Linked DNA regions of Homo sapiens: region 2 is linked to region 1. A link is a contact called in ENCODE Hi-C or POLR2A ChIA-PET data. All regions are on one chromosome and are shown on one strand. Each heading gives the region's core, a stretch centred on a gene start or an enhancer-like site at or near the end of the contact. The rest is flanking DNA. Distances are from core to core; before and after follow the strand shown.

Region 1 (3,981 bases), core at 1-2,500:
CGCCTTGGCCTCCCAAAGCGCTGGGATTACAGGCATGAGCCACCGCGCCCGGCCAGGATCTCTTATCTCACAGACGGATAAGAGATCCATCTTTTTTTTTTTTTTGAGATGGAGTTTTTTTTTTTTTTTTTTTTTTTTGAGATGGAGTTTCACTCTGCCACTGAGGCTGGAGTGAAGTGGCGCAATCTCAGCTCACTGCAACGTCTGCCTCCCGGGTACAAGCAGTTCTCCTGCCTCAGCCTTCCGAGTAGCTGGGAATACAGGTGGCCGCCACCACGCCCAGCTAACTTTTTGTGTTTTTAATAGAGACAGGGTTTCACTGTGTTGACCAGGCTGGTCTCGAACTCCTGACCTCAGGTGATCCTCTGGTCTCAGCCTCCCAAAGCGCTGGGATTACAGGCGTGAGCCACTGCGCCCAGCTATCTCATAGATTTGTAAAACCTTCTTTGTATAACTTGATGAATGTGCATATAGAATGACTTACAAAACGTGAAAAAAATTGTCTTCCGTTATGTTTCTAAGCCCTTGTATAAGGAAGAAAGTAAGTATTAGATAATATTCTTTCGTCAAACACAGTAATTGGCATAAACGAAAGTAATTCCCTTTTTTGGTTAACAATTCTTCACGTTTCCCCCAAATTGCTTTTGTCATATTTAAAGACGTTCCTGGAAGTAGTGGGAAATAAAAAAGCCCTGGTTGAAATATCAAAGCCACTTCCTCATCATTCATATCCAGATGCAAAGACCGCTTCCTCTTTTAAGCCACATGGCTATTTTTAAAATAACAGCTCTGTACCATTTGTGAGTATCGTAATTAGTTTGAGATTGATTTCCAGGTTTGGAGTTGAAGCTTCAGAGTCCTGGAAACCGGGATTTAATCCTGGCTGTTTATTAGCTATGCGAACCTGAGTCGGTGACTGAAAGAGTAGCTGCCGTTAGCATCATCATAGTCATCCCTCATGTTTTGTAACAGTGATCATGATTCTGTTTGTCACTGATATGTCTCTTGATTTAGTCAGATTTTGAAATCGAGAAAAATACTTGACATATCAACAGAGCCTCCATTTCTCTGCTCTCATTATTTGAAACCACAAGTGAAAAAGGTTTTCTCCCCTTGACTTAAGCTGTGATGGTCTCTGTTAACTTGGAGAAAGGCCAGTGGTCTGTACAATGTGCCTTTATCTTTTGTCTGACTGCAGTCCCCTTTGAGACTAGATCTCTGGAAAGCTTGGCACCTTCAGCCACGGCTGCCTCTGCTGAACTGTTCCGTGAGTTTTGTGGTGTGGTGTGAGGTACACAGTGACTGTTTGGAGGACGTGGGTGTGTGCATTGTAAGCTGGCCTCTCCAGAGCCTCACTGAGTCTCCACACCTTCCCTAGGAAGCATGGAGGAGCTTGGCACTGGGGGTCCCAGGACCAGCTGTGCTTGTTCACTAGTTGAGAATTAGTTGGAGAATGTTCTGGAAAGCAGTTCCTTTAAGCTGGTCCCAGTTATATTGGGTTACTCTCTTCTTAGTCTTTGGAATTTTTCTGATGAAAACCTTTTAACCTTTATACTGAACAGGGCATTGTCTAAATATAGGAGCAGATCTGCAGATGGGGCCAAGAATTACTTCGAACATGAGGAGTTAACTGTGAGCCAGCTCCTGCTGTGCCTAAGGGAAGGGAATCAGAAGGTGGAGAGACTTGAAGTTGCACTCAAGGAGGCCAAAGAAAGGTATGAAATAGGTTAACTTGAAATATGTGTTTTTTTAAAACAGCTTTCCTGAGATATAATTAAGATACCATACAGTTCACCCATTTAAAGTATACATTTCAGTGTTTTTTAGAATATTCCAGGATTGTGCAACCACTGTTACTACAATATAATTTTAGAACATTTTTTCCCCCAAACAGCACTCACTGTCTGCTCCTCCAAGCAATGTGCTTTCTGTCTCTATAGATTTGGCCATTCTAGACATTTCATATAAATGGAATTATACAGTCTGTGGTTTTTTGTGACTGGCTTCTTTCACGTAGCATAATGTTTTTGAGGTTCATCTACAACGTAGCATGTATCAGTACTTCCTTTTCCTTGCTGAATAACCTTCCATTGTCTATATATACAACATTTTGTTTATTCATTCATCAGTTGATAAACATTAGAGTTGTTGCCACTTTTTACCTATTAGGAATAATGCTGCTATGAACAGTGTGTACAAGTTTTTACTGGGATATGTGTTTTTAATTCTCTGGGGTATATCGTTATGGGTGGAATTGCTGGGTCATACGGTATCGCTATTTCATATTCTAAGGAACCAGCAAATCATTTTCCAAAGCAGCTGCGCCATTTTGCATTCCCACCAGCAGTGCATGAGCATTCCACTTTCTCCACGTCCATACCAACACTTGTTTCTTACTGTTTTCACTTTGACTTCAGCCATCCTAGTGGATGTGAATTGGTATCTCATAGTTCTGATTTGTATTTCCCTAGTGACAGCGATGTTGAGCATCTTTTCATGTTGACCGTTTGTTTGATTTGGAGAAAAGTCTATTCAGAGCCTTTGCCCATTTTTAAAAATTGGGTTATTTGTCTTTTTATGTTGAATTATAAGAGTTCATTTTACATTCTGGATACAAGACCCTTATTAAATATATGATCTGCAACTATTTTCTTTCTTTTTTTTTTTTTTTTTTTGAGACGGAGTCTCGTTCTGTCACCCAGGCTGGAGTGCAGTGGCGCAATCTCGGCTCACTGCAAGCTCCGCCTCCCGGGTTCACGCCATTCTCCTGCCTCAGTCTCCCGAGTAGCCGGGACTACAGGCGCCCGCCACCACGCCCGGCTAATTTTTTTTTTTTGTATTTTTAGTAGAGACGGGGTTTCACCATGTTAGCCAGGATGGTCTCGATCTCCTGACCTCGTGATCTGCCCGCCTCAGCCTCCCAAAGCGCTGGGATTACAGGCGTGAGCCACCGCGCCCGGCTGATCTGCAACTATTTTCTCCCATTCTGTGGATCGTCTTTTCCCTTGATGGTATCATTTGCAGCACATTTGTTTTTATTTTGATGTAATACAGTTTATCTCCTTTTTCTTTTGTCACCTGTGCTTTTGATGTCCCATCTGAGAAACCGTTGCCTAACCCAAGGTCACAAAGATTTACTCCTATGTTTTTCTCCTAAGAATTTTGTAGTTTTGGCCTGGCGCGGTGGCCAAAATTACAGTTGGCCACCGCACTCCAGCCTGGGTGACAGAGTGAGACTCTGTCTCAAAAAAAAAAAAAAAAGAATTTTGTAGTTTCATCTCTGACATTTAAGCCTGTGGTCCATTTTGAGTTTGTTTCTGTGTATGTTGTGATATAGGAGTTCAACTTCATTAGACTCTCAGTTCTGTTTCATTGATCTATGTTTGTCCTTACGCCAGTACCACAATGTCTTGAGTACTATAGCTTTGTAGTAAGTTTTGAAATCAGGAAGTGTATTAGCCCGTTTTCATACTTATATGAAGAACCGCCTGAGACTGGGTAATTTATAAAAGAAAGAGGTTTAACTGACTCACAGTTCAGCATGGCTAGGGAGGCCTTGGGAAACCTAACAAATCCTGGCGGAAAGCGAAGGGGAAGCAAGGCACCTTCTTCACAAGGTGGCAGAAAGGAGAAGGAACGCAGGAGGCACTACCACACACTTAGAAAACCATCAGATCTCATGAGAACTCACTCACTATCACGAGAACAGCATGGAGGAAACTGCCCCCGTGATTCAATTACCTCCACCTGGTCTCTCCCTTGACACATGGGGATTATGGGGATTACAATTCAAGATGAGATCTGGGTGGGGACAACAAAGCCTAACCATATGAGGAAGGAGTTAACTGTGAGCCAGCTCCTGCTGTGGCTAAGGGAAGGGAATCAGAAGGTGGAGAGACTTGAAATTGCACTCGAGAGATAGTGCCTTCCAACTTTGTTCTTCTTTTTAAAGACTGTTGGCTCTTCTGGGTTCTTTGCTGT
Region 2 (3,981 bases), core at 1,104-3,603, 590 kb after region 1:
TGGCTCATGCCTGGAATCCCAGCACTTTGGGAGGCTGAGGTGGGCAGATCACTTGAGGTCAGGAGCTTGAGACCAGCCTGGGCCAACATAGCAAAACTCCGTCTCTGCGAAAAATACAAAATTTAGCTGGGTGTAGTGGTGGGCACCTGTAGTCCCAGCTACTTGGGAGGCTGAGACAAGAGAATCACTAGAACCCGGGAGGCAGAGGTTGCAGTGAGCCAGGATCATGCCACTGTACTCCAGCCTGGGCGACACAGCAAGGCTCCTTCTTAAAACAAACACAAAAACAAAAGGGTCCCAGGAACAGAAGAGAAGGTGTGCATGTCAGAACAGTAGCCTGATCTGACTTCTCTTCACTTAGGAGGGAGGGGGTGAGCTAGGGAGCAGGAATATGAAGGCAGTAGGGACCAGGAGGGTGGAAGCAGCTGCCCCTTGCCCAGGGCCGGGGTGCAGCTTGCTGGAAAAGCATCATTTTCTTCATGGGGTCTGGGGCATTTCTGCCCATGGGCCCTTGAGGCTTAGAAGTCCTGCCTGTTAAATACCTCACTCTGAGGCTGGCAGAGCAAACACAACAATCAAATCAACAAACAGGAGATGCTCCACCTTGCCTCCCCTTTGTAAACAGGGTAAGGTGGGCTCTGACTGAGCTGGTTTCGGGGCAGCCCCGATGGTCTGCGCCACCTCAGGGGAGCCTCCCGAGCTTGCGCTGGCTCAGTGCAGCCGTCATAACCCACCACCATGTAAAGCTGCCAACACACTCTGCCTCTCCGCATAAAAACACAGCAGGCACCCATAATGATCATCAGGATGACTGGGCCGGTTCCCTTAGGGATTTGTGTAACGCCTATGGCCAATTATATCCAAGGAGCTAATTAAAAAGCTAAAATACTTAGTTCTACCAATAATCAAAGAATGTATTAATTCATACCTATTAAATCAAGGGGTTTCTAGTGCACGTCACTTAAGCATCTTTAAAAAGCCCTGCAAACATCGTTCCTTTGATCTTTTGGCATCCCTCAAGAAGATCAAGTGGGAAATTTACTTCTTGGGTGAAACAAGGCCCAGAGAAATTAAGGAAAACTGCCTAAGGCCACACAGCAAGTAAGTGAAGGAACCAGAAATAGAAGTCAAGGGCACCTGGTCCATTACTCTAACCTCTAACTATGTTGCTTTCCCCAGGAGTCCACCAATTAGTGGGAACAGCTCTTACTGACTAATGGATGGTTAACTTTACAAGTGGAATGATTTTTACAAATGAGCTACAATATGACTGTAAGTAGAAAGTAAAAAAGCAAATCTTTTTCATCCTGCACCATGGCCTGGCTTTCCTTTTATACGGTAAATGATAACAAGTATTCTTTCCTTCTATCCTTGGAGTCCTGGCTTCCTCTAGTTTTCTATACAGCAATGCTTCAATACTCAGTAGCTTTCAATACTCAATGCTTTCCATACTCCAAAGACTAAAACACAACGACAACTGTGATGAAGGACAGCCTGGGCCAGGCATGGTAGCTCACGCTTGTAATCCCAACACTTTGGGAGGCCAAGGTTGGGGGATCACTTGAGGTCAGGAGCTCGAGACCAGCCTTGTCAACATGGTGAAATCCTATCTCTACTAAAAATTAGCCAGGTGTAGTGGCACGCGCCTGTAATCCTAACTACTCCGGAGGCTGAGGCAGGAGAATCGCTTGTACCCAGGAGACGGAGGTTGCAGTGAGCCGAGATCTTACCACTGCACTCCAGCCTGGGCAACACAGTGAGACTCCATTTCAAAAAAAAAAAAAGAGCAACAACAAAAAAAACAGCCTGGATGATCTGGACTTGCGTGAAACAAAACTTAGAGGAAACCACCAAGTAGTGGCTTCCTTGAGACTATGTCTGTCCCTGTTGTTGGGACTGGCTGATACTGGATGTGGATTCTTAGTTTCTGACCTAGACTTGCCGTGACTCCCAATGCGATCACAGGTCCTCCACTTCCCTGTTCTGGGCCTCAGTATCTTCATGTATGAAAACAGGAGGTGGGAAACACTTATCCACGGAGTGCAAACAAAAGTGGGTAATAAATACTGCCTTTGAGACCTGAATGCAACAGGGTCCACTCTAAGTACTTAATGAGCAGGGACCAGTTACTGGTTTCTATTAGATGGCCTGCTGGATTCCCACATCCTGTATTTAGCTGAAGGCTGGGGCAGAGGAAGGGGCTTTGGCTCCACTGGACTTCCTCCCCAGCCAGCATTTATGGAGAGCTGGGACTGCATGTGGAGTGGTGGGCAAGCTCCCAGGACGATGTGGAAATAGACGCTTGAGAGGAAGCTCAGTCTAGTGGCTCTGATGCTTGACTAGGACTTTGGAGAACCTCGTCTTCCCCCGCTGCCCCTGAGGCTGAGTCACCAAGCTTCTTAATGATCTCCCTATGAGTAACTTCCTGTTTCATCCAGGGGGGCTATTACACAGAATCACAGCAGCCATCTGGTCCACCTCCTCCTTGCACAGATAAAGTAACCCCAGTAGAGAGAGGTTAAGGGATTGGCAGAGGTTAAATAAGTAATTGATGATGGGACCCACATCTTGTGACTTCTGGTCCTGGGCTCTTTCTAACACACCATGAAGCTCTGACAATGAACGAGAACAAAGTTGTTTCAAGCTTCTTGTTCTGAGTCTCTATATAAGAAGAATTAGACTCATGGACAGGAATAATCTCCAAGCTCAGAAGAAAACATACAAACTGAAAAACTCACTTCCTTATTTCATTTCTGCCCTTTTTACTTTCTAGAGCAGACTGGCACTTGCAAATCTTTAGACGGATTTACATTTTCAGCAAATACAAATGAGTTGTTTCACATCTAGAGGGCTGCAGGGCAAAAGAAAGGAGTCACTGAACCCGAATCAGATGGAATTTAAAATGTGAGAGCACCCAGAAAGCTCCAAACCTGTGCTCTCAGAGGACTGGATCCCATGTGCCCTGGTAAGGTTTTGCTATTGGAGCACAGCCGGTTCTAAGGGGCAACAGAAGTAGGTATATATACACATATATATAATATATATACATATATGTAATATATATACACATATATATAATATATATACATATATGTAATATATATACACATATATATAATATATATACATATATGTAATATATATACATATATAATATATACATATATGTAATATATATACATATATAATATATACATATATGTAATACACACACATATATAATATATACATATATGTAATATACATATATAATATACATATATAATATACATATATAAAATATACATATATATATATATATATATATATATATATATAAAATATACTTTTTTTTTGAGACACAGTCTCACTCTATCCTCCAGGCTGGAGTGCAGTGGCACGTTCTCAGCTCACTGCAACCTCTGCTGCCTCCCGGGTTCAAGTGATTCTCTTGTCTCAGCCTCCCAAGTAGCTGGGATTACAGGCTCCCACCAACATGCCCAGTTAATTTTTGTATTTTTAGTAGAGACGGGGTTTCATCATGTTGGCCAGGCTGGTCTCGAACTCCTGACCTCAGGTGATCCACTCGCCTTGGCTTCCTAAAGTGCTAGGATTATAGGTGTGAGCCAACATCCTGGCCCAGGTATATGTTTTTAGTGGGTTGAAATCATATGTCAGAGGTTTTTTTTTTTCTATCAGTTTTTTAGGCATTCAATATATTTTACTTTTTACAAAAAAAGAAGACAGAGGCAAGGCCCTTGGGTTTCAGGCAGCATTGAATTCCCATTCCCTTTCCAACCATTCATGTAGTAGTCTTCTACTTTGTACTGGACTGTTCTCATAGGCAAGAGGAAACACATGGTGCCTAATACATGTTTATATTTGTAGCGAGCTTACAATCTACTTGGGAAGACAAGACATACATAAAGTAGCTGTATTCATGCTACAGGAACCCATGATTCCTATAGCCAGAGATGGAAACCATCTCTGGTTTCTGTACCA

Evidence for each region. A loop is a pair of places that touch in the nucleus more often than their neighbours do. ChIA-PET counts read pairs that join two places held with the same protein, here RNA polymerase II (POLR2A). Pooled maps may share reads with other maps.
Region 2: a map with no recorded cell type shows a loop between it and region 1 (8-fold over the local background). The contact joins two enhancer-like sites. A Hi-C loop is called at or near these places in 1 of 37 single-sample maps with no recorded cell type and 2 of 50 pooled maps. POLR2A ChIA-PET finds 5 or more read pairs at or near these places in 1 of 52 experiments (T-cell).

What each region holds. Positions count from the first base shown.
Region 1 is chr10:13,117,326-13,121,306 of GRCh38, forward strand. OPTN (optineurin) reads left to right here. Exons shown (of 15, transcript NM_001008212.2): 7 at 1,563-1,715. Among named protein-coding and RNA genes, the nearest start is that of OPTN, 19 kb to the left of the region's middle. Within about 2 kb of position 1,251, at least 2 of the 41 ENCODE cell types and tissues checked have a DNase peak (open chromatin) inside an H3K27ac peak, as active enhancers do.
Region 2 is chr10:13,710,743-13,714,723 of GRCh38, forward strand. All of the region lies in intron 12 of FRMD4A (FERM domain containing 4A), which reads right to left. LOC105376426 (a long non-coding RNA gene) reads left to right here. Exons shown (of 4, transcript XR_001747371.2): 2 at 1,180-1,272. Among named protein-coding and RNA genes, the nearest start is that of PRPF18, 130 kb to the left of the region's middle. RefSeq lists enhancers at 962-1,828, 1,829-2,693. Within about 2 kb of position 2,354, at least 13 of the 41 ENCODE cell types and tissues checked have a DNase peak (open chromatin) inside an H3K27ac peak, as active enhancers do.